2 separate regions of the Mus musculus genome follow, and region 2 is linked to region 1. A link is a loop called in an ENCODE intact Hi-C map of the cell type or tissue named here. Cell type or tissue: gastrocnemius. All regions are shown on one strand. Links, peaks and the distances in the headings refer to the core of each region. The heading gives the core; the rest is flanking DNA.

Evidence for each region. Hi-C counts contacts between places; a loop is a spot of excess contacts. Peaks named below come from ENCODE experiments on the same cell type or tissue, not always from the same donor. Only the 100,000 strongest peaks of a DNase experiment are listed, where the experiment ranks them.
Region 2: a loop joins it to region 1, with 5 times the contacts of the local background. A loop is called at or near these places in 17 of 42 quality-filtered maps.

What each region holds. Positions count from the first base shown.
Region 1 is chr1:165,959,905-165,976,568 of GRCm38, reverse strand. The region is part of intron 1 of Pou2f1 (POU domain, class 2, transcription factor 1); the gene reads left to right. Among named protein-coding and RNA genes, the nearest start is that of Pou2f1, 34 kb to the left of the region's middle. In gastrocnemius, for the core only: no CTCF peak of the experiment used is centred there; a DNase peak (open chromatin) is centred at 9,350.
Region 2 is chr1:165,854,793-165,862,792 of GRCm38, reverse strand. Cd247 (CD247 antigen) reads right to left here. Exons shown (of 8, transcript NM_001113391.2): 2 at 7,524-7,627; 3 at 6,337-6,393; 4 at 5,297-5,377; 5 at 4,315-4,350; 6 at 3,518-3,574; 7 at 2,969-3,004; 8 at 681-1,789. The coding sequence ends at 1,724. Among named protein-coding and RNA genes, the nearest start is that of Gm32999, 9.7 kb to the right of the region's middle. In gastrocnemius, for the core only: a CTCF peak has its summit at 4,187 (motif pointing right); a DNase peak (open chromatin) is centred at 7,430; H3K4me3 peaks cover 617 bases; H3K27ac peaks cover 1,907 bases.

The sequences.
Region 1 (16,664 bases), core at 4,789-12,788:
CACTTTGATATAGCCATGCAATGACTATCTTCTTGTGAAAATCCTGAGTGAATACCTATTGATGTATTAGATCTGGGTACACTGGTTATAGCTACACAAATCTTTGAGACACTTGTAATTTTGGTTGCTTTAGGGGGAAAGATACTTAGAAAGCAGTAAAATACTGCCTGAATGTGGCAGTCCCTTTTCACTCTCTGGATGTGCTTGTGAAAAATGTCTCCCAGAACCTTTAATTTTGTTCCTAAATTTATAACAGAGCAATTTCTTGATGCTCAGGGTGCTTTTGGTGATAAGATTTTTATTAAGTTGGGTAGGTGAGTTGTAGACCATGTCCTCCAGGGAATCATTTATTGTTTTGTTCGAGGATAGGTAGTATTGAGGAGTCATGTCTCATTTTTGGGCATCAAGTAGTCTCTTGCTTGAAAATCTGACATTGGCACTATTTTTTTTTTCATTTGAACTGAAAAACCAGTGCTTGTTTGAGCATAAGCAAGATAACTTAAAAAACAACTTATTTTTAAAGCATTGCCTCTATTTTTGCTCTGTAAAAAAATAAAAACAAGAAGACAATAGAAACATATACTTGTGTCCAAATGTCAGGAACTGCATGCGATTCTTTCCTTTAGGAAAGTGTCTGTCTTTTGAGCACTAACATTGATTTCCAATTGAAACTGGTAGAAATAGACCAGACTTAGAATATATGTGTGTGTGTATACGCTCACTCTCGCGTGTGCACACACACACACACACACACACACACACATATATACACACACACACACGTATACCCACATATATGTACACGTATATATGTGTGTGTGTATAGTAGCTTCAGATTTAAAGGAAATTGCTGAGAGGGGAAATAAGCCTTTGTTAAAAACACTGGAACCAAAATAACATTGGGAAAAATGGGAAATAGAGTGATTGCTTTGTAGGAAATAGTAAGGGCTCTATTCAGACAAGACTGCCTGTCGGTGGCATTTATTAACCCTGATTGATACACCAGGTTATGTGCTTAGCTGCTTAGCTAATTAGGTGTGTCAGGATACACATGTTTTATAGGGTAAGAATCTGGAGGTTTCAGTAGAGCAGCTCGTCAAAGCTTCTGAGGCTAAGCTCTAGGTCTGACAGTTGAGGTCTGAGCATAGGAAAGCTGATTTGTGTCCCAGCAGTTATTGAGTGAGCTGTACTCTTCCTCCAGATGTGATTCTAAAATGCCATTTTCTGTTTTCTCTTTTCTATTTTTTGGTATTTTTGAGACAGTTTCTCAGTGTAGCCCTGGCTTTTCTGGAACTCACTCTGTAGACCAGGCTGAACTCACAGAGATCCTCCTTCCTCCGCCTCCTGAATTATGGGATCAAAGGTGTGCATCACTACTCCTGGAGTTCTGTTCTTTCTTATAGTTTAACATTTCTGTCTTTTGGGAGAAGTGATTTATGGGTTTAAAGAAAAATGAAGGAATTCCTCACCATAGTTCTTATTTTGTATTTGCCACACTTATTTTTGGGAGACTTCTTAGTAACTGGTCATGAAGAATTCTCTGTTTTCTTCACAGCTAGTATTTATTATTTAAAAAAGCAAACAGATAAATAAATAAAACTTTAAAGGATGTAATTTTCTTTTAACTTTCCTCCTCACAAATAGTATTCAGTATCTGTGTAAACACTCTTAAAGGCCAGGTGTGTGATCATAAGTCCACATCAGGCACTTGCGTTATCTTTTCTCTAAAGGAATAGCTAGTCAATGTTCTGGATTCTTTAAATTGAGAAGTGAAATGGGTATTATGTACATGCTTATAGAACGAGGGAAAACAAGTCTCAGCACGTAGGTAATTAGCAAAGTGTTAAGTAAGACTTTGTGATCTAAGCCTTGAGAAGAATTCTTTTGAAGAAGTAATATTTTTTAGGATCCCCTGTTAGTGTCCTTACGATCAGATCCTTTGCAGACATTTTGTAAAACCTATTCTTAGTAGTTCTGTGAATAGGTAAGGACCTGAGTTTGGATCTCTAAAGTTCACACAGGGCTGGTTGGACTTGGTATATATACCAGTCCTTCTTCAGTGAAATGGGAGTGGAGACTGGAATCCCAGGGAGTTCAAAGACTAGACACCTGGTCTCAAACAAGATTGAACACAAGGACCAACACTCAAGGTTGTCTTTTAACTTCCACACATGCCTCTACACATGTATACAGGAACATATAAGCATACACATTAAAAAACAAACAAAAAACCCAAACAATGCTGGACAGCTAGCTCAGCAGATAAGAATACTTTTTGCTTTTGCAGAGGACCTGGGTTCAGACCTGTGCACATGGGGGCCCGTAGCCATCCCAGTTCCATAGGATTCTATACCCTTTTCTCAACCCTATTTGCTGCATATACATACATGCATGCATACATACATAATACATACATACATACATACAGGCAGGCAAAAATATACATATACAAATCTGTACAACAACAGAACCTAAACTATTCTTAGCTTGTGAGCCATATAAAAGCAGGCATTGTGCCAGGGCTTCATCAAAGATGATAGTTCACCAGTCCTGTGTTTGTCACTGTTCTACTGGTTCACAGGAACTCTGGAGGTGCTCTGAATTATAGTAATTGCCAGTCTTTGTTCAAGGCACTGAGAAAACAATGAAACAATAAATCACTGCATTTACTAGCAAGTATTAAGTACCAAGTAGAGAAAGAAAAAGCATAGGAGGGAATTATATATACCTGTATTATTTTCTAAACAGGGGTTTTGTGGTTATGTACTTTGTGACAGATTAATGTATTTTAATGTATTCATTTGGCTTCTTAAAATAGTACAGAATAAACTAAATTGTTGTCCTTTTAGATTTCTGTTAACTGATGTCCAGAGGACATTCGCTTAGTTAGAAGTATGGACACAGGTTACTGGGCTCTGCAGCCTTGACTATAAAATCATGATGCTATATTGCTTCTTGTTTAATAAAAACTTTCTTAATTTTACATTTATTGATGGGTGTGTGCATATGTTAGTGATTCTGGTTATCAAACCCAAGACCTTTTATATGTCAGGTAAATGCTGTATTGTTGAGTTACATCCTCAGCCTTAGGATGAGTTTTGTACATAGTTTTAAATTATCTCTGTTCTCTTTTAACATAGTAGCTGTAGTATAGATACTTAATAATCCCTTTGTTCTTTTAATGTGGCCTAATGAGGAAAACAAAATTTTCTTTTTAGATTTATTTATTTATTTATTGTGTATGCAGTATTCTGCCAGCAAGAATGCCTACAAGTCAGAAGAGCATATCAGATTGCATCATAGATGGTTGTGAGCCACCATTTGGTTGCTGGGAATTGAACTCAGGACCTCTGGAAGAGCAGACAGTGCTCTTAGCCTTTGAGCCATCTCTCCAGCCTGAAAGATAAATTTTGTATGTGGTATTTTTTTTTTTTTTGCTGTTCGATTCAAGAGTTATTCAGGTGCATACTTTGTTTTAATTATGAGAAACAAAAGATAAATCAGAAACAATTATTGCCCTCAAAGGGAATAGTTTCTGGAAGCAGTTTATAAATTATAAATATGGCTGTTGGCTTAGTTTTGCTCTTTCATGTATTAGGAGTGATCATTTGCACTTGAGGTGAGCGGGGTAGTACACCAAGATGGAGCTAGGGCTGTCCATTCTGAGTGGAAAGCTGGCGCAAGAATACAGCAGATAGGATGTCGACAGGTAGATTATGATTCTGGAGAGTAAGACTGCACTTCCAAAAGAAGGAAGAGCTGGGGAAGCAAGGTCTAATCGAGGAGAAAACGCCAGCTGTGTTTGGAGCTAAAGTAGTCTTCTGACTAGTTTGTGTGTGATCTTAGGCATCAGATGAAGGTAGACAGTAGGGAGCCACTGAAGTTGCATTGGGTGGATTAATCCAGTAGCATAGTTGGTAATGAATAATGAGATGATTTTTCATTGCTGTATCTTTTATTTTCTGTAAAATTAAAATAAATGTAAACTTAATTTAGCTGTCAAATAACAGTAAGAATCTTCACTGATGAATATGGAAGCAGGAACATGCTTATGTTCTCATACTGCACCTTTTTTGTTTTTTCAACAGGGTTTCTCTGTGTAGGCTGACTGTCTTGGAACTTGATCTGTAGACCAGACTGGCCTTGAACTCAAGAGATCTGACTCTGCCTCCCTGCCTCCCTGCCTCTGCTGAGATTATCTTGTCAATTTAAAAGTCTATGGTCTATGGCTTAGGCAGGAAATAGGGGTGGGACATTGGGAGGAGAAAGAATTCTGGGAGAGAAGGAGGCAGGGAGAGGAACCTGAAATGATGGGAGGAGGTGGACGCATGGTACCTGAGCACAGGTGACCAGCCACGTGGAAAAATGTAGGTTATATGGGTTGTCTTTGATTTAATCAGAGTAGAGCCTAGCTAGATGGCCAAGGTATTTGTAAATATAAATTGAGCCTAAGTCTTATTTCTGGGAGCGTGGGGCTGAGAGGCAAAAAACAGACCTAACTTAAACATCTGCCTTTGTGTGTACCACTGCATATCTAATACTGTACCAATTTATAAAACTAATTAAATTCACCTTTGTTGACTTGTGGTTTAAAGTTCTGTATTCAGGCTCTTTTGCAGATAGATTAATATTACAAAAACACATTTCTGAATGATACTACTCAAAAAGCCTTTTAGGCTTTTGTGTGTGTTTGTGGGGGGGTGTCTGCAGACTTAATATCCCAGTAATATAGGCCTAGTGAGAATTTAGGCCCTTTCTCAATTACCTCCCCATGCATTCCCTACTCTATACATACTATTCTTTAGCTTTCTCTTGATGTTACATTTCTTTGTAGTTGATGTGACCTTCGCAGAGAAGGGTGTGTACTAAAGTGCTGAGAACTTGGGCTACTAGGTCATATTTGGCAGAGCTGAGATGAGAGGTACTTAAACTTGCTGTGTGCCAGGTATTGTGGCAGATCATGGAGCTCAGATACCAATTGACACATAAGTGGTCTCTGCTCCTTGTAGACGTAGTCTGCAGAATATTTTAATCATTAGTAATTAATGCACTGCTGTAATTGCAAACTGGGTGAGTCCTGTTGGGAAATACTCTGGGGTACTCTGAGCAAGTATAATGAGGAGAAGGGGTGAAGCTGATTTAGAGAGGCATGTGGGGAACATCTTTTGGAAGTGAATTTAAAATGAGGATTGAAATGGGAGAGCATGTAGACAAGGTGCCTTATCTGTTCCTGTTCTATCTTCCAAATAATTAACACAAAGACCTGTTAAGTTTATTAACAAACTGTAAGCCTAGGCTGGGCAGCAGGTTCTGAGCTATTCTAACCCTTTAAAGCTGTTAATATCAGAAAAATGCCCAGTTACTTGCCAATCTGGTCTTGCCTTGGCTTTCTCTGATCCATTTGTCCCCTGCTGTGTCCTGATATATGGAAACCTCCTGGTCTCTCCATGTGGTCCTTCTCTCACTGGGATCCCTGGTTGGGATTAGAAGAAGTCCAGCCTTTCTAATTCCACTGCCTTTGACCAATCAGAAGAAGATGGATATCCTAGGTTTTGGGCTAATATCCACTTATCAGTGAGTACATATTGTGTGAGTTCCTTTGTGAATGTGTTACCTCACTCAGGATGATGCCCTCCAGGTCCATCCATTTGGCTAGGAATTTCATAAATTCATTCTTTTTAATAGCTGAGTAGTACTCCATTGTGTAGATGTACCACATTTTCTGTATCCATTCCTCTGTTGAGGGGCATCTGGGTTCTTTCCAGCTTCTGGCTATTATAAATAAGGCTGCTATGAACATAGTGGAGCATGTGTCCTTCTTACCAGTTGGGGCATCTTCTGGATATATGCCCAGGAGAGGTATTGCTGGATCCTCCGGTAGTACTATGTCCAATTTTCTGAGGAACCGCCAGACTGATTTCCAGAGTGGTTGTACAAGCCTGCAATCCCACCAACAATGGAGGAGTGTTCCTCTTTCTCCACATCCACGCCAGCATCTGCTGTCACCTGAATTTTTGATCTTAGCCATTCTGACTGGTGTGAGGTGGAATCTCAGGGTTGTTTTGATTTGCATTTCCCTGATGATTAAGGATGTTGAACATTTTTTCAGGTGCTTCTCTGCCATTCGGTATTCCTCAGGTGAGAATTCTTTGTTCAGTTCTGAGCCCCATTTTTTAATGGGGTTATTTGATTTTCTGAAGTCCACCTTCTTGAGTTCTTTATATATGTTGGATATTAGTCCCCTATCTGATTTAGGATAGGTAAAGATCCTTTCCCAATCTGTTGGTGGTCTTTTTGTCTTATTGACGGTGTCTTTTGCCTTGCAGAAACTTTGGAGTTTCATTAGGTCCCATTTGTCAATTCTCGATCTTACAGCACAAGCCATTGCTGTTCTGTTCAGGAATTTTTCCCCTGTGCCCATATCTTCAAGGCTTTTCCCCACTTTCTCCTCTATAAGTTTCAGTGTCTCTGGTTTTAAGTGAAGTTCCTTGATCCACTTAGATTTGACCTTAGTACAAGGAGATAAGTATGGATCGATTCACATTCTTCTACATGATAACAACCAGTTGTGCCAGCACCAATTGTTGAAAATGCTGTCTTTCTTCCACTGGATGGTTTTAGCTCCCTTGTCGAAGATCAAGTGACCATAGGTGTGTGGGTTCATTTCTGGGTCTTCAATTCTATTCCATTGGTCTACTTGTCTGTCTCTATACCAGAAGATGGAGAAGAGTGTTTACAAAACAATGACACAGGTGATGCTTCATAGACATAGTAATATACTCAACTCTCTGCTAGTATAGAAATCATGTGTGACCACACCTAGTTAGATAAAATAATTTTGTTGAGAGTTTTGTTAATAGTGTATTCTTAGTATGTAGAAAACTGCATGTACCAGGCAGTCAGTGGCTCATAGCTGAGTGAATGAGTGGAGTAAAAGCTGAGGGGACAGGGAAAACACAGTCTGGATAGGAAAGGCTTGGTAGTTGAAGTAGTTAGAAAAGATGTGGAGAAGCCGTGGGTTTAAGACAGAATTTGTAAGAAAAACTAATAGGATAGTTGACAGTGATAAAGTAATTTTGTTTATCTGTTGTGCCCCAAGCTCAGTATTTCCTTAAACTACCATGTTAGTAATTAGATAAGAGACCTTGTTCAGTGTAGTGAAGGCTAGTGAGAATTTAGTAAGTATTCAGCTGCTGAAAATATTTGTATAAGGTTTGGGTTTTTTCTGTTTTGTTGTTTTGTTTGTTTGATTTTTGTCCTGGGGAGGATTGTACTCACAGGCTCAAGCGTGTCAGGGAGTGCATTACTGACTGAGATATGGTCTTAGCTCTTGATGTATACTGTTTTGTTTTGCATTTTTGGAGTCATGGTCTCATGCTGTAGGCCAGGAAACCCCTGTGTAGTTAACAGGCTGGTCTCAGACTTGGCAGCGCTCTCCTAACCTCAGCCTCTTGGGTGTTAGGTCTCTAGCATGAGCTCTCATGTTGGTTTCCTTGTCTACTTAAAAATAGGACTATGATGCCTGTCAAGGTGGCTCTGTGTTAAGAGTGTTTGCTGAAAAGACTGATGACCTGAGTTCAATTCCTTCCACCTGGTGGAAGGAGAAAAGTGACTGTTGCAAGTTGTCACATGCAAAGGACACACACTAAATGAATAAACAAGTAAAATACGTTTAAATTTAAATGGGGTTTGTGAGATAGCTTGTTGAAGTACCCTGTGATGTGGTTCCTACCTAGGCACAAATTTTGTTCATCCCGTTCTTCCCAGGGAGAGGCAATGATCAGACACTCTCTTGTAAATACCCTAGAGTGAACAGACCTGTCCACTTTTCTTTCCCAAAGAGAATTGCCTTGTTCAAAAAGTCTGTAGTGCTGCATTTGAGAATTAGAGTTAGTGGTGTTAACGTCTACACATGTGAACCCTAAAATAACCATATCCATATCCATTCAAAGAGTGATTCGAAGTGGTTGTTTTCTTTCTCTCAACTTTTGTTTTTTGAAATTAAAATTACACCATTTTCTTCCCTCAGACTCCTCCCATGCACCTTTTGTGCTCTCCCAAATTCATGGCCTTTCCCTTTAATGTTTTTTTCATTTGTTTTAGACAATTTTTGGTCTATAACTGACCTACTTCCATGTACATGCACATAAGTCTAGCTGAAAAACATCCTTTCAAAATAGCTATTTTGGAAAGGGCATACAGTGTTTTAATTTTGCCTGTTATTACAGTTGCCTTTGAGATAGTGCAAAGTTTTAAGTTTTAAGTCTACTCACTGGTACTAGGAGTTGATTGTGGCTTCTGAATACACTGTGTAGTGTAATGTGATTGGGCATTAATTAAATAAGTATCAACTATAAAGTAAGATTTTATAAAATTGTAGCTGACTTTAAAGTAGTTTAAAAGTACTACTTTTACAACATCTCAGCAAATATTGGGAATATGTACACATGTACACATTTTCAGGTAATTTATCAGATGTCAAATTTTAAAAGAGTATATAGTATTAGGAAAACAAAATGATAATATTAGAAGTTACTTTAGCACAACTTTGGGAGAACAGTGTAATACATTGAATTTGAAATGTTTGCACTGTTTAACTGAAATCCGTTATCACTAGTCATTTGTTTATAGAATTAGTTTAAGCTATCAGGGAAAGATATATAAACAGTACTACTTCTTGAAGCTCGGATGTTAGTGGAAGTAGAAATAATTCAATAGAGCATAATATGTTGTTTTAACACACCAGAAATGAGAGCTATGTGTATGATGACTTCTTTTTTTAAAAAGGAGATGTAAAATACATGTATGGCATAAGATGAAAATTTATGTATCTAAGTCACATGTATCAGGAAAACCTGGGAAAGTAAATACTAAATGTAACAGGAATAGGACAGTTTCTTATGTTTTAGACTTATCTGGTTGTTTTATGCTGAGTATCTTTCAAAAACAGTAACCAAATCTATTTTAAAGCCAGACATTATTATCGAATCACTTTATAGCTGTCTTTTTCCTTTTTAAAAAAATTATTTTTAGTTAAGTGTATGTGTGTGGGTTTGTGCCTGTGAGTGCAGGTGTGCACAGAGGTCAGAGGCAGTGGAGCTCTTGGGGCTGGAGTTTAGGTGGTTGTGAAGTCTATGTGCCAAGCTCCTCATTAGCCTCATACAACTATGTTTTTTATTGCTTTAAGCTGACTTTTGTCGTACAAACCAGAGTTATTTATATTTTTGATTAGCCAACGATTCCTAGGACTTGTGATTTCTTGCTCAGTTATTTTTTCATGCCTTCAAGATGACAATCAGTTGATGTTTTTTAGTCTGTTAGCCTTGACTGCACACTTCATCCTGTAGGTGGTGCTCGTGGTTTTTGGTGTTCTTTTGTGCTACTTCTATCTCAACATTTTCCTAATCTGGGAAATCATTTAATACCCACTGTTGTTAATAGAATGCTTATCTTTTATGTAACTCTTGAAAAATCAGTATTTACTATTTAAAGAAATATTTGTAGCAGAAAATAATCTGTATTAAATTTTTTTTTGTAGAGTTTATTTTGCATTTTACTTGTCTACTTAACTACTTAGTGTAATATTGGAAATTTTTATTTTAATTCTGAATTTTACTAGCCAACTCCTCAAAATTCCCCAAGTCTAGCAGAACTAAATTATCACAATGAGTTCTTTTTTAAGTCCTCCCTTCCCTTCTCTTTGTGTGTGACTCTCACTCTTCTCTCTCCCTTTTTTCTCATCTGTCAAGTTCAAGAGCAGCTCAGATGCCATGAATTAAGTGAAGCACAAAAGAGAGAAAGGAGACCCTTTTGAAGAACAAAGGCCTCCCATTAGGCTGCCATGTTCTTTTCTGACCAAAAGTGCACCCTGCATGGTTCCTATTGTTGTCCACATGCCCTGCACATACGGTAAATACAGTAGATCCTCATTACCTCACGTTTTCCTCCCCTTCCTCCTATGCCACACACAACCAGTGCAGCTTTAGGTCTTTGATATCTTTAGGCATTCTTAATACAGATGCTTTATATCCTTTTAAAAACTACAGGGGAAGAAATGGAAGTGGAGAACAGGCACACCAAGTAAAACCCCACAAGAAGGGAAAATTAGCTGTTAGATAAGCTGCAACCCAAGAGCCAGGGCAGGTGGAGGAACCAAAGACTTATGGTGTTATTCTGCTCTGTGCTAGTTAGCATCCTGGCTTTTAAAGTTACAACTTTGATTTATATGGACTATGGATTAGTTATTCTTCTCTTTGTCCATGCGACAGAACAGACAAGCGGGACAAATTGAGTTGCTGAGTGCAGTCTTTAAATGAGAGCTTGTTGGTAATCTGCATGCTTGCCTTTGCTGTCATGTACGTGACTTATCCATAGGTTCATTGCTCTGTTTTCATTGGAAATGAACTGCATTACCTATAGGTTACTACTCGTGTTCTCATTGGAATTGAACTGAATTATCTGTAGGTTTATTATTCTTGTGTTTTCATTAGAATTGACCTAAATCTTCTATAGGTTTGTTATTCTGTATTTTCATTGGAATTGAACTGTGGACTGGGGGAAAAAAAGTTTTAAGTGGTAAATAGAGTAAACTGTGCAGAGCTTGGTTGTTTACATTTTTTTGAGGCAGGGTCTCATGTAGCTCACATTGGCTTTGAACTCACGCTGTAGCTGAGGATGACCCGGATACCTGATGTACCTTTACTTCCTAGTTGCCAAGGTTATAGATGTGTGCAGCAACCCTACCTGGCCAGAAGTTGCTGAAAGTTCATGTTGTATGCATTTGAGATTAGTCTGTACAGTTGTTTTAATGTTGCTGGAAACGCCCGTGGTACTTAACTTACAAAGGAGTGTGTGGTTCTTGATATTTGCTCACAGTTAACTATGGAGGAAAAGACTGTCATTACCAAGCATGTCGAAGTAGCTAAAGGCCTCCTTATTGTACAGCAAACATGGAGTCCTGACGACTAGAGGTTTGGGTATTGGTTTTATTTTTATTCTTTGAAAGAAATTTGACAGTTTTTTGGTATTGTTAAGGAGAAAAGAGATGGAAAGAATGCCAGAGGAGAAAGGATGTACTTTTACTGTAATTTTAAATAAAAACATTTGTTTTGATGTAGGAAAGAGTGAGAACCGACCTTTCGGCAGCATGTGCTTTCTTTCTGTAAGACTGAGCTGACGACAAGCAGTTTGTGGCAGCGCTTACAGGCTGTCTTGAACTCACTGTGGATTATGGGGCTGCCCTTTTAGGATTATAGATATGATTTAGTGAGGTTAAAAAGAACATTAAATAAACCTTTTCTAGAAATAGTGACATTTTATTTTGAAATTTTCATGAGATGAAATTGATGTTCTGGCTTCTTTTTCTACTTGACATTCATATTAAAAATACCTAACATTTAACTTTTTTTGCCCTAAAATTTTTTCACTAATATTGAAACCTGGCTTAATGCGTGTGATTGTAATTGTGTGTGTGTGTGTGTGTGTGTGTGTTTGAGAGAGAGAGAGAGAGAGAGAGAGAGAGAGAGAGAGAGAGAGAGAGAGAGAAGGAGAGAGAAATATTTGAAAAAAATGTGTTTGAGAGAGAGAGAGAAATATTTGAAAAAAATATTTGACCTTACTTAGATGCTTTTTAGGAATAATGAATAGTTTCATGTTTTGAGGGTACAGTAGTCAGCAAGAATCCTTCAGATTATATACTTGACAGCAAAATAAAAGGCAAAAATCTTCTTGCTTTGTGTTGTATAGGTAATTACCATTTCTGTTGACTGTATGCAACGAGGACTCTCAGGCAAGTAAGAGACTTGTTCTAATTTTGTCTTGCTTTTGCCACTGGTCACACAATTTTCCTCTTTTGTTTTTTGCGGGGTGGCATTTGCCGTCAGAAGAAATCACTGACAGTCACACCCAGATTGCTAAACTCCAGTGCATTCACTGATATGTTCTGCTGGGATCACTGGTGACAGCTTTGATACAGGTGCATTGAAACATTTGCCTTTGAGAGATGGAAAGTGAGTTCTCGTTCTTTTATTGCATGCTCTTGTCTCCTGCCATCACATTTCAAGAACAGTTTTGTTCCTAGCATTCGGCCTGTCACTAGTGCCCCGCTGTTTCTCTTTGCTAATCAGAATGTCCCCTGCACATCCAGACAGTTCATACATGGAGGGCTACTGCTGTGAAATAAATGTGACTCCAGGCCTCCAAGGTTGTGGTCATAATTTTATAAGTTAGTATTGATTTTTAACATTTTGTATATTATGCTGTAAATGAAATTGAACTTACATTGTTTTAAATAGTTTCTTTTAGAACCATTAGCTTTAGATTTAAAGACATGCTAGGTCTTTAAAATATACCGTTGTTCAATTATAACCATAGTACACAGAATTAGAAAAATCAAGTAAACAGTAACTTTTAAAATCAGAAAGAATACCCAGGGAAGTGGTGATAGAAGCAATTTAGAGCTGTGAGCCAGCTTTCCTCTTTGAGCTTTCTTTGAAGCTATTTGAACAGTTGCTGGGGTAATTTTAAACATTAAATGTATTTGTGACTAAAATCTTCCTTCTCTAGCTACTAGCTACCAAAGCCTCACAGTGGTCTCATTATATAGAATTTAAATGATGGTTAAAAGAGACAGGGAATAATAAGGTTGGTTAAACCTATATTTATTAAAAGATAGAGCATGAAAAGATTTGAAGCCTTATAGTAGTTCAAGGTAGTAGGATTCATAAAAAGTTGAGATGCCCTCCCAGAACCCCTGCTCCCCCCCCCCCCCAAGGATAGATTTTGACTTAAAAACATTCATCTGTGCCCTGGGGAGAGAGATGGAATGAAACGAAGACTTCAGAAAGTTTCCTTGGAAGACTTAGAACTGGGAATGGAAAGTAGAAATTAATGAACTATCAAGAGAGAAACAATTTTTATTTCCACAAACACTGATGAAAACCGGAGGACAGACAGTGATCCTTAGGCCACTCTCCACGTGCTCCTTGTGACTCACGTGCTCTGTCGCCACGTTCTGCAACCCATGCTATCTGTATTTACTTGGCCCAGGGGCAAGGGTTGGTTTTATGTTTTCAGATGTGTAAAAAAAAATTAGAATGAACAAGATTTTATGGTATATTAAAATTATTTGAAATTGAAATGCTAACAGATAAAATTAAACTTAAATCAAGACACAGAAATAGCCACTTGTATATGTATTGTCTTTGGTATTTCTAGCTGTTCCTGGGCTGCAATGATAATATGGAGTAGTTGTATCAGAGACTATATGGCTCATAAAAGCTAAATTTCATGCTTATTTCCTGGCTATTTACCCAAATTTGCTGGTCACAGAAATGTAGCATGTTTTCTAAACTAGAAGTTCTTGGCCATTAATGAAATTCCTTTATACCTTTACCCGGTAAATAATTTTATTATTATTATGCAGTACCTGCATAGTCAGTGTGTTTTTGTTCTCCATAATACTCCCTTGGTTGAGTGTTTTGTGTTTTTTTTTTTTTTTTCCCCTTTAGAGATAGGGTCTCCATAGATAACTCAGTCTACCCTTGAACTCATGATCCCCCAATGATAGCCTTCCACGCTTGGATTATAGGGGCTTGAAGGCTAGCAAGTATTTAATTACTTCTGGTTCTCTCATTTGAATTATGAAAAAAAATTATTTTTCAGAAGTCAGTCTAATTTGCTGTTCCAAGTCTACTGAAAACTTTGTAGCTCTATCTTTATTCATGCTTACAAAAATTACAAGAACTTAAACATCAGAATTGCTATTTGCTATTTGGAAAAGCTACATTGAGATGAGCAGTTAGTCTTTTCTTGAAGGTATTAGTACTAACAGAGGTTATGTATTGGATACTTTAAGATACATTAGAAGTGAGTGCTGTCAAGATGTCTTAGTAGCTGAAGGTGCTTGCTGTCAAGCCTTTCAAACCCACATGTAGAAAGACAAAATCAACCCCTGTAGTTGTCCTCTGACCTCCACATACTGGCCCTGGTTCACCCACACAATAAATAAATGAATAGTTTTCTAAGATGTACTAAGTGATCACATTCTAAACATATGCTGCCAACACTGGCTTATCTTTCTCTTGTTCTCGGGTCTGCTTTGTTCATCTCCTGTCAGACGTAGGAGAAGTGTGGTAGTTGTTGGGAGTAACATGGAAGTCTTGTAATATTCTGAATAAAAATTTAGGGTAACTTCTATTAGGAGTTTTTGAGTTGCCTGGGTAAAGGGAGTACTGTGTGCATGAGGATTTGAACTTATACTCCATTTCTCTTCTTTCTATTAAGCCTCACTTGCCTCAGCCAATAAAAATATGAGATTTAAATACTAAATGAGAAGCTGTAGAGTTTGCTTGACAGTTAACAGTTGCTGCCCTTCAGATGACCCAAGTTTGGTTCCCAGTGTCCGTATCAGGCAGCGTCAGAGGATCTGATACCCACTTCTGGCCACCCACAAACACTAATAAAAACCTTTTAAAATAAAGCAGAAGAAGTTAGTAAGTTTACCAGAGGTAGAAAAGCTGTAGTTAATTTTCTTGCTTTCTTTCCCTTCCCGAGAAATCGGGCCTGACTGGACCATGCTGCTTATGATTGAATTAACTCATAGAGGAAAAACAAAAGCCAGAACCATTGATTAAACATTTATTCTGAGTGAACAACTGCTACTAGATAAAGATGAGACCTCATAGCTAAGTTTTCTCAGCCCTTATCATATCTAAGCAGTAATGAGTGATAGTTCCTTCACTTCTTAGTGACTACTTCACACAAATGTAAGGGTTATTCTATATAGACCTTTCCTGCATGTGTAAACTATTCCGTTTGTGTGGTGGTTTCAAAGAGAAATGTTTCCTGTGGGCTCAGGTCCTTGAACGCTTAGTCCCCAGTTGGTGCTGTTTGGGAGTTGGTACAGTCTTGCTGGAGGGATTGACCACTGGTTTGTGAAGTACTGTGAACTTTTACCCAGAACTTTCCTTCTTTGACACCCTTGACCACTCACTCTCTCTCTTGAAACTGCCCTCCCTGGAAGCTGAAATCACGCCTCTGTTTCCTCTCTTCTACCTGGTAACTCTCCTACTTTGTCTCCTTTGTTTCCTTAGATGTTGGATTCCTGAGGGCTTGATTCTAGGATTCCATTTCTTTTCATTCTACAGCCTAATGTATTCATGCCCATGGCTTCAGTTACTGTTTGCTGATGCTATCTGGCATTTCCTTGTGTCCTGTATTTCAGGGAGAAATATCAAATTATTCATGCCCAAGGAAAAGACATGCTCCCCTTTACTTTCCAAATCCATAGCCTGTCTTATCCTAGCATAGGCAATCCTTATCTTCCCTCCTGGAGCACAGCAGGTACACTGGTTCCCCCCAGTAGGTGTCCGTACAGAAGCAACTGCAGTGTATGTTCTGAAAGGACAAATGTAACCACTCTTAGGATTATAACTTAGGTCATTTGGGTGACACAGCCCATTCTACTTTCTCAGTCTCTTCCCTTGCCTGTCTATACATAAGCCACTTAGGCCTGTGTCCAGATTCTGACAAATATCCTGCTTTGACCTTCTACCTCTCTTTCCTAGACAGTTGTCATTTTATTATTTGCATCTCAACACAAAGACAGTTTCTGTACAAAAACTGCTTGGTGCAGTAATTCCACAGATGTGGAAGGCACTCCAGGAGTCGGAACTAGAGAGGAGAGGTCTGGCTAGAAGGGAAACAGCAGGAGCGCAAAGTGGTCCTCAGCAGTACTGAGAACAGGGTTTGATGTTTCTTAGACTGGCCTCTAACTCCTGGCCTAAGTTGATCCTTAGTCCTCCTGTCTCAGCCTCTACTTAGGAATACTGGTGCTTGGTATTGGAGGAGTTTGTTGTGGTTGGTTTGTTTGCTTGTTTGTTTTTCTTTTTTTAATGACTAGTCAGACAAAAGAAGGTCACTGATAGCTTTTAGAAGCTTGAAATACTACATTCTACAGCACAAAACAGAATTCCCTCAAAAAAATATGCTCAAAAATTTCAGTAGTGCTAAGTTTAAGATATAGTGGTCAAATGCAGGGTACCGTAGAGAGAACTAATGGAAACATGCATCTATATTATTGCCATCGCATCCATTCTTCCAATAAACAGAGACATGAGTACAAATTTAACTCAAGCATGTTTAGCTCAGCATGGTACATGTAAATGTGTCCCTAAAACAGAAGTTCTACCTGCTCAGCATGGTCTTTCACCATGCAAAATAGATGCTAAATGAAGCCAGCTTTGCTATAACCTCCCAGCTGTGTTGTCTCTCCCTCCTGGGGATAAAAAAAAAAGAAAAAAGAAAATATAAAGAACATTTGTTTAGAGTAGATAATAATTTTTTTTTAATAACTCTGACAGTGTGGGAACTAATAGGGTCAGGGGAAAGAGAAGGAAGGGAAGATAGCCTACTTCCAGCCAGATTTCCTCCTATACTCTGGGCAGGCAGATGTGGGAGGGCTGCCAGACGCTTTCCACTTGGCCCTGGGTGGGCATCTAAGCCACTGACCCCACTCGATAGGGGGTGGACAAGGAAGGGGCAGCCTCTGAAACCAGGGGGCCCCAGAGCGACACCCTGTAGCCCTGGGGTTATGGGAGAGAGGGCTGAGGGAGAGAGGTTTCCACGCAGGTGAGAGTAAGCGCAGTGGGCCTTGATGGACAGAG
Region 2 (8,000 bases), core at 1-8,000, 110 kb after region 1:
CAGGCCTGGATGTTAGGTGCATTCTGCCTAAAGACCCCAACTTCAGGCTTAAAAGTGAGTGAACTGCCCCTGCCAGGAATGTGTACATAGAAGCCCTTTCTATTTATGCTGTTAATATTGGTGTTGGGATCGCTAATTTTCAGGGCCTTTTAATAAACAGCCTTGGATTTCTGTTTATAAAGCCAATGTACAAATTTTATTCTTTTGTCCATCATTAATTGGGCTTGATGAACTGGGAACTCTTAAGTAGAGATGCTCTACTTAGAGAAGGCACTACTAAGGTAAAGGTCACCTTTGATGAAGGAAGCTGATCTAATACTGCTGTCCACTCCCCACCCCTGTGTGAGGGCCATGGCAGCTGCCAGGCACACCTAAATGCTCTGCTCAGTATTACTGCCAAGTTCTCCTGCACTCAAAGTGAAGTTCGCCTCAGGACGCCTTTCCACCATCCTCTTCCGGTTCAATCCTAAGGCCAGGCCAGGTCCCTATTCTTTCACTGAGCATTTCCCTGTGTGATGGCCCAAAGCCAGCCTCGTGCCAGCATCCAACAATAGGCACTACCCCATGCGTTAAAGAGAACCTTCAGGATGGCTTCATGCATGGGTACCCCTGCCCCCTGCCCGTTCCTAACTGAATCTAACATCACTTTCTGCAGAGGCTGCCTTCTGCGGTCCTGTCTGCATTGCTACCCCAGGCTTCACCACTGAAATAAGGCTTCAAAGATCATTTTTAGCAAAGTGTTTATTATGCAAAATAGCAAGCTGGTATAAATTAAAAAACCCAGGCGATCAGAGGGTTCCCCATCCATGGGTACAGGCACTTTAATGACACAATGACCTTGCCGGCCACTGATTGTCACTGGGAACGTTGCAGACCTGGGTGGTCTGGGTCTTCCTGCCACCTGACAGGGATGAACCGAGTTCCTGGAAGAAGGCAGGACTTGCTCCCTTTTCTCTTGCTCCCTTGTCGTTGGCGGTAATGGCCCATCCTATTTTCTGTGTCAGTTTGTACACAAGTTATTTGCACTCTTAAAAGCATGGTCTTCATGAAGGTAAGACATCTTACCGTTCCTGGAGTGCCTGGCACAAAGGCTGGGAGATGTGGAAAGTACTCTTGATGGAAAGAGGCCCCTTGTTACTGTTCCCCTGTGGCTAGGAACCTTCCTTGTGTGTTGCTTCCCTTCTTTGAGCCACCTCTGGCTGGCATTTACCTGGACTCCCTTGTACCTGCCTCTCTGCCTTTCACAATGTGGCCTAATTACATGTTACCTCAACACTGCAAAGTGTGACAACAGAAGCCAAATTTACAGCAGGAGCGGAGCGAGTCAATACCCATAGAACAATACACACAGTACCTAGGGCTTCTCTGGGGACTTTACAAAGCAAACTGAACTCAGCTAGCTGCAGGAGGGAGTGTGTTAGTGCCCCACCCTCCACCCCCAACTCCTAGCTAGGGCTGGGCTCTGCAAGGAGAGGAGCCTGCCAGAAGACCCAAGAGCAGGGCTGGGGTGGAAGAGCAAGGGTGGCTCTCCCTTTAGAGAGTCCAGGGATGACGTTCTGTGTTCAGTGCTCTGGAACTGAAGAAGACAAATGTGGCAAGTGAGAGAACCATCCTCGTCATGAAATGGTGGCTGGGAAATGAATAAACTGAGGGGGGCTTTGTCCTCTGTCCTTCACAAGTGACATCAGCAGGTGAAGCCCGTGAGGGAGAAATGCCCTGGCTGTTAGCGAGGGGCCAGGGTCTGCATATGCAGGGCATCATAGGTGTCCTTGGTGGCAGTGCTGAGACCCTGGTGAAAGCAAGTGACAGAAGGGTGAACAGGAGCTCACAGGTACAAGCTTACTCTCTGTAGCTCATCCACGGTCCCTTCAGGAGCCCAAGAGGATCCCTTCACGTCCCAGGTGGGAATCTTGCCTGAGAATGCTGACAGAAAGATTGGTTCTTTGTCCTGCTACAAATGACTCAAGCAAGTCTTTTCCCAGCTTGATTCTCTACTTTTCTCAACTCAGACACCGTGCCCTGCAGCACACAGGGCCCATCAGATTCCCATCTGACCAAAGAGGAAGGTGGCTTCCCCATGTCACACACTGAGCTGGGACCCAGGAGGTGCCAGACAATGTGCTACCTGGACCCACAGAGAGTCTGGACTAGTCACAGGGAAAGTGGTCCCTCTTTAACTCAGTCCTTCTCCGGGAGCTTCCGGGCTCTGGCCACTGTGGAATGTATATTCAGGCAAAGCTGGCCCCAGTCTGGCTGGACAGCCTCTTCCTCCCTATCCCAGCAACAGGAAATATGAAGTCACTAGGGAGCCCTTTTTAGGAAAGTAGGGTCTCTGCACGTTGTTTGCATAAATTACATAAACCAGGCACCTGATTACAATGTTTTCCTTTTGAAAGGTCCTTTTGATGTCTTTTTTTTTTTTATTCAATCTTTCTGCCCACTTTTTGTTTGTTTGTTTGTTTGTTTTTCGAGACAGGGTTTCTCTGTATAGCCCTGGCTGTCCTGGAACTCACTCTGTAGACCAGGCTAGCCTCGAACTCAGAAATCCGCCTGTCTCTGCCTCCCAAGTGCTGGGATTAAAGGCATGGACCACCACTGCCCAGCCTTTCTGCCCACTCTTAGTCTTGCAATTGGGGAGGGGGGAGCAGAACTAAGCTAGCCCAGGAGGCAAAGGAAACAGTCAGCTGTAGAGAATCCTTTACGTTTCTTGCCTGCACCTCTTGGGGCTCCCTTCCCACCTCCCTAGATAGCTGCTTTTGTCTGCTATATACAAATGATGTGTCGCTTCCACAGCTGAGTCCCAACCAAGCTGTAGAGCCATAGTGGCCGTGGAGTGACCTCCAGTCCACTTGTGTGCCCTGGGCTTGCGTGTCCTGTCTGTTGACAAAGGCCTGTGCCACCAGCAGACTACAGTAGCTTCAGCTCTACCCCTTTTGTGCCGCCCAGGGTGGGCGCCGGCCACTCTCACCTGGTAAAGGCCATCGTGCCCCTTGCCTCTCCGCCTCTGAAAGGAGATTAGAGAGGAAGAGAGTCAGTTGTAGCACCCTTGCTCAACTGCCCCTACTCAAGGGATCAGAAGGGACGGCTTCCTAACCAGCAACCCCTCTCCCTGGTAGAGCATTGCCCAGGGCCCCATACTCAGAACTCAATGCTCTAGCCTAGATATTTTCAAGTTCTTACAAAATCATCAATAAACAAGGGGCCATACACTTTCATTCCCCCCCCCCCCGGGACCCCATGTCAGCACGCAGTAAGCACACAACAGTACTATATAAACAGCGACACTACTTGAAAAGGTTCGATCCGCTTCCAGCAGGGCTTAGCACAGGCTCTAGGTTTGCCTTTGAGACCTGACACCTCAGTCCATCCTTAGTCCCATGTACTGTCCGGCAGTACCTATGCTCATGGCTGCCGTCACATGGGCTTGTCTTAGTTGAAGGAGGAATGGATGGGAAAGGAAGACTTCGTACCAGAAGGAACCTGCCTGCCTAGGGCTTCAAGGAAGAGCAGCGCTCACCTCGCCTTTTGTGCCGATCTCACTGTAGGCTTCTGCCATCTTGTCTTTCTGCAGTGCCTACAGGAAGAGAAGAGGTGACACATTCTCTTCTTAACCAACACAGAGAGAGCATTCCCTCAGAAGCCTCCGGGTGCCCAGGCTGCCAGGCTCCAGTTGCCAGGGCTCCACGCCTTAGGCATACAAACATTGCTGCCCACAACCCTGACTTTGAAATCTTCCCTGATCTACCGGATCTATACATTGAGCGATTCACATTAGATGCAGGAAAATGGGATTTAGAACTGTAAACCAAGACAGGGAGATTGGACAATATAAGGGCTCAGGGGGAGCAAAGAGTCATTTATTTGAACAAGCCATCTCTTCATAGCTGATACCACAGGCTGTGGATCAGCCAATCGCAGTGCTATACCAACAGCGGCAAGGAGCACCTTGGTGGTCTGAAACTAGTTTCACACCACTGTGGTGGGGGTGAACTTTACAATGAGAGAAAGTGTTCAGAATACTCCAGCCCTCGGGATGAGCGTCCTCTCAAGACAAGCCGGCTCCACACTCCTACCCAGCGTAGCCTGCAGCTTCTGCCCAGTTCCCCAAGCACAGGCTCAGGGCCCACAGAACAGCAAGAAAAAGGCAGAGGAAATGAGGTGCTGTGACCCTGCCCAGCATAAGAGGATGTTCTAAAGCTACCAGCAGGTGGCACATGGCCACCCAGGGAAGGCATGGACTAGCCTGGACAGAAAGCACCTCTGCCAGCCCTCTTCCATCTGTCTAGGGTGAATGGTGAACTCTCCCATACTTACATTGTATACGCCTTCCTGGGGGTTCCTCCTCCTCTGCTGGGGAATAGAAAGGCGCAGAGATGAGCTTGAGAGAATCCAGGCTGGCAAGTGTAATGACCTCATGCTGCCTGGCCTGCTACCCCCTGCCCTATGGCTCAGCTATCAATCTCCATATTGCCCAAGCCTTGCTCAGGTCGCCCTTGGTCCGTCCCACACACCTCTGGGCAGGGACTCTACAATGCATACCTACCACACTTCATACTCCCACCTGGACATGTCTTAGGCTGCTGGTGATCTCTCAGCCCCCTTGCTCTCTCACGCCCTCACACGCACCATAAACAGAGACACGGGCTGGGTCACCTCATTCAGAGGCAGCCAGTCAGTGCTCTTCAGTGTTTCTGTGTTTCTGTGGCCACTCTTTGCCCTTCCCCATACCCTCCGGGTCCCGTGGAGAAGAGCTGAGGCTGGAGACTGAAATAGGAATGAGGAATTTTATTTCTTGCCATGCCCTCTAGCAACACCTAGGACTAAGAGGTCAGGGCCAAGTGGGCATGTCTGACCAGAAGCATTGAGGACACTGGGTAGCTTTGAGTAGCACTGACCTTACACTGGGATTTTTGTCCTGAGTCCTGCTATTAAGAGGCCTCTCGTGCATCGGAGGAGTCCCCCATCCCTTCCCCTCCCTACAGGGCACAGGCCCCTGGAGCCTGATGTGGCCATGTTCTAGAGGGGTATTCAGAATCCAGAATGCCTTCTCCACAGGCTTAGCCCTTCCTGTGTGTATCTTGACATCGTGTTGGCTAAGGCGCAGTAGAGGGGAGATGGACGTGAAGGCAAGGACGATCTGAGTACTGAGGTTCCTTCTGACGCAGAATGGAACCAAGAAGAAAGGGAAGGCACAACAGCAAGTGTCTGTCATCCTCTTGTCCCAGGCCAGAGTCCAATGCCCACCTGCTGCTATAGCCTCGAAGCCCACACACTCAGAAGCGGAGGAGCGCCCTACCTGTTTGCCTCCCATCTCTGGATCCCGAGCCCGCTTCTTCTCCAAGACGTCATATTCCTCTCTTCGCCCTAGATTGAGCTCCTAGAAGAGGAAACAGGACCTTGAGGAGAATGGGGTCACATTGACCAAAACTGGAGTTGGTTTCCCACCCGGTGGCTCAAAAAGAAACAAAGCAGCATAGGGGAAGTGAGGTATGTGGGTGGGGAAGGCACTGGCCTCTGCCTAAAGATCTGAGTTCAATCCCCAGGGCCCACATGGCAAAAGAGAAGTCCTCTGACCTTTATGTGTGCATCACGGTACACATACACACACACAAAGCACAATAAAAAGCAAATGTAATTTTTACATTTTATGTGTGTTATGTGTATGTGTGTGTGCCTGATGTATGCCTGTGCACCACATGCCTGCAGAAGAGGCATCAGATCCCCTGGGCTTGAGTTACAGATATTTGTGAGCCAGTAGGTGCAAGGCTGGGGGCAAGGCTGCGTCCTCTGCAAGAACACCAAGCACCCTTCACTATCTCTCCAGTTAAAGCATGGATCAAGGCAAGAAAGGTGGTGGGAACTGCTTCATCTTCAAGCTAGCGCCTCAGAAAACACCTGCTACCTTGCTGGCACATGGTGGGAACCCCCAAGTCACCATGTGCTGATCTAATAGGGTTAATGATACACTTTCATTAGCATGCGAAATGGAGGCACCTAGAGGGGAATCTCACAGACCAGAGCCCCACTGCGTTTCTGTGGGACCCTTCCCTCTGTGCTGTGGCCTCTTGCCTTTGCAAAATTGCTAGTGACTGAAAGTTCTCCTGAGGCAGGGCCATGCCATGCATCTCATTCTTAAAGCTCCTCGTCCTCATAGCAGCACTGAGGGGCAAGCAGGATTCCGCTCCAGTCAGGATTAGAAACCTGAGGCTCAAAGGCTTGCCACCCAGCCACCAGGCCAATAGCTTTGGACCAGACCTACAGCTTAACCTGACCTTGAAGTTTCCCTAGGTCCTAGGACAAGGCTTTCCAAGAAGGTCTGCAGAAGGGGGAACTTACATTGTAGAGCTGGTTGGGGTCCTGCAGGTTGGCAGCAGTCTCTGCACTCCTGCTGAACTGCAACAGAGCAGAGAGAATCAGAGCTCAGCACCACCTCCAAGGGGCCATCGGACTGGCTATAGTGCAGAGCTGCGTGTCAGCCCCTCCATGCCCGATGACAACAAACTCCCTTGTTGGCTCCCTGTGGCTAGCCCAAAGTGTAGCCGCTTCTTTCTGAACTCAGTTGTCCTTTCTCCTGCCTGCGACCTGACTAAAGTGCTTACAGCTTTAGTCTTCAGAGAAGTTAATCATCCCAAGTAAAGGCCTTGCCCCCCCCACACACCCCCACACACCCTGTGTGCAGGGGTTCCAGGCTCTCCGTCTGTGCCTGCCGGAATCCAGGAAACCCCTCCTGTTCCCCTTCCTCCAGGAACCCTGAGGGTAGACAGTGCCTACAAAAAGCTTCCTACTAAGTTGGCACATGGGCATCATTACTCACCCAGCTGTTTCCTGAGTGGGAAGCACCTTGCTTGCTTACTGTCCTGACTGTGTGCCCCGAGTCGCTATAACCACACATGTTACCTAAGCTGAGAGGAACTGCAGGATTTTCCAGAGTTGGTGCTAAGTGTAGTTTCCAAATTTAAAAAAAAATCATAAAGTAAGACTTCCTCAAATGAAATCTTATGCCTGAAAGGAAATGGGTTCTACTGCCCTGGGAAGATGAGATTTCTACCTTCCCAGGTGTGTCCTTTCCACAAACCCACGGCTTCAGGCACCAGGTGATGCCTGATGCTCTGTCCACCATTCTTATTTCCAGGATGGGAAAATCAAGAGTTGGAGAGAAAAGCTGTATGGCCTCCATTACAGCTCAACCGCAGGCCCTAAGAAGAGGCTGTCTTGTCTGTCTTTCACTTTCTTGTCCTAAACTGTTCAGTATAAGCCATCTGTTTCCCAGCAGAAGCCACATCCAGGCACTGGTACCGATCTTCAGTAATACACATAGCACTTGGATCATTGAGCTGCTCTGTCTGCCACAGATGGATACCCCGCCTTCTCTGCTCACCGGCTGTGCACGCTTGGTTGTATCCTGCCTTGCCCATGGACACCAAGCAGAGCACAGGCCTGAGACTCTCCAGTGCCAAATCCCCACCTCACATCCTCCCAGTGGAGGAACCTATACCCTCCCTCAAGAGCCCAGGGGAACCCACTTTTGCTCTCAGGTACAGGGCTGTGATGATGACTCCGTAGATGAAGAGGATTCCATCTAGCAAGTAGCAGAGTTTGGGATCCAGCAGACCAAAGCTCTGTGCCTCTGTGCCAAGAGAGAAAATTGGTTAGGCATGCTGGATCTGGCAAGAACACATCCCACCTACCCCAGGTCAATTCTGTGACAGATTGTAGTCATGTCACGGGCACTAGGTCCAGTCCTCATACTTCACACAGACCACAACCTACAACCTCTCTCACTGAGTCTGAAGAAACCCAGCCTGCAATGGCCAATGTAACCACATGTACCAGATGTAAAGAGTGCACCTATGCATACAATGTAACCACATGTACCAGATGTAACGAGTGCACCAATGCATACAATGTAACCACATGTACCAGATGTAATGAGTGAACCAATGCATACAATGTAACCACATGTACCAGATGTAAGGAGTGCACCTATATGCATACAATGT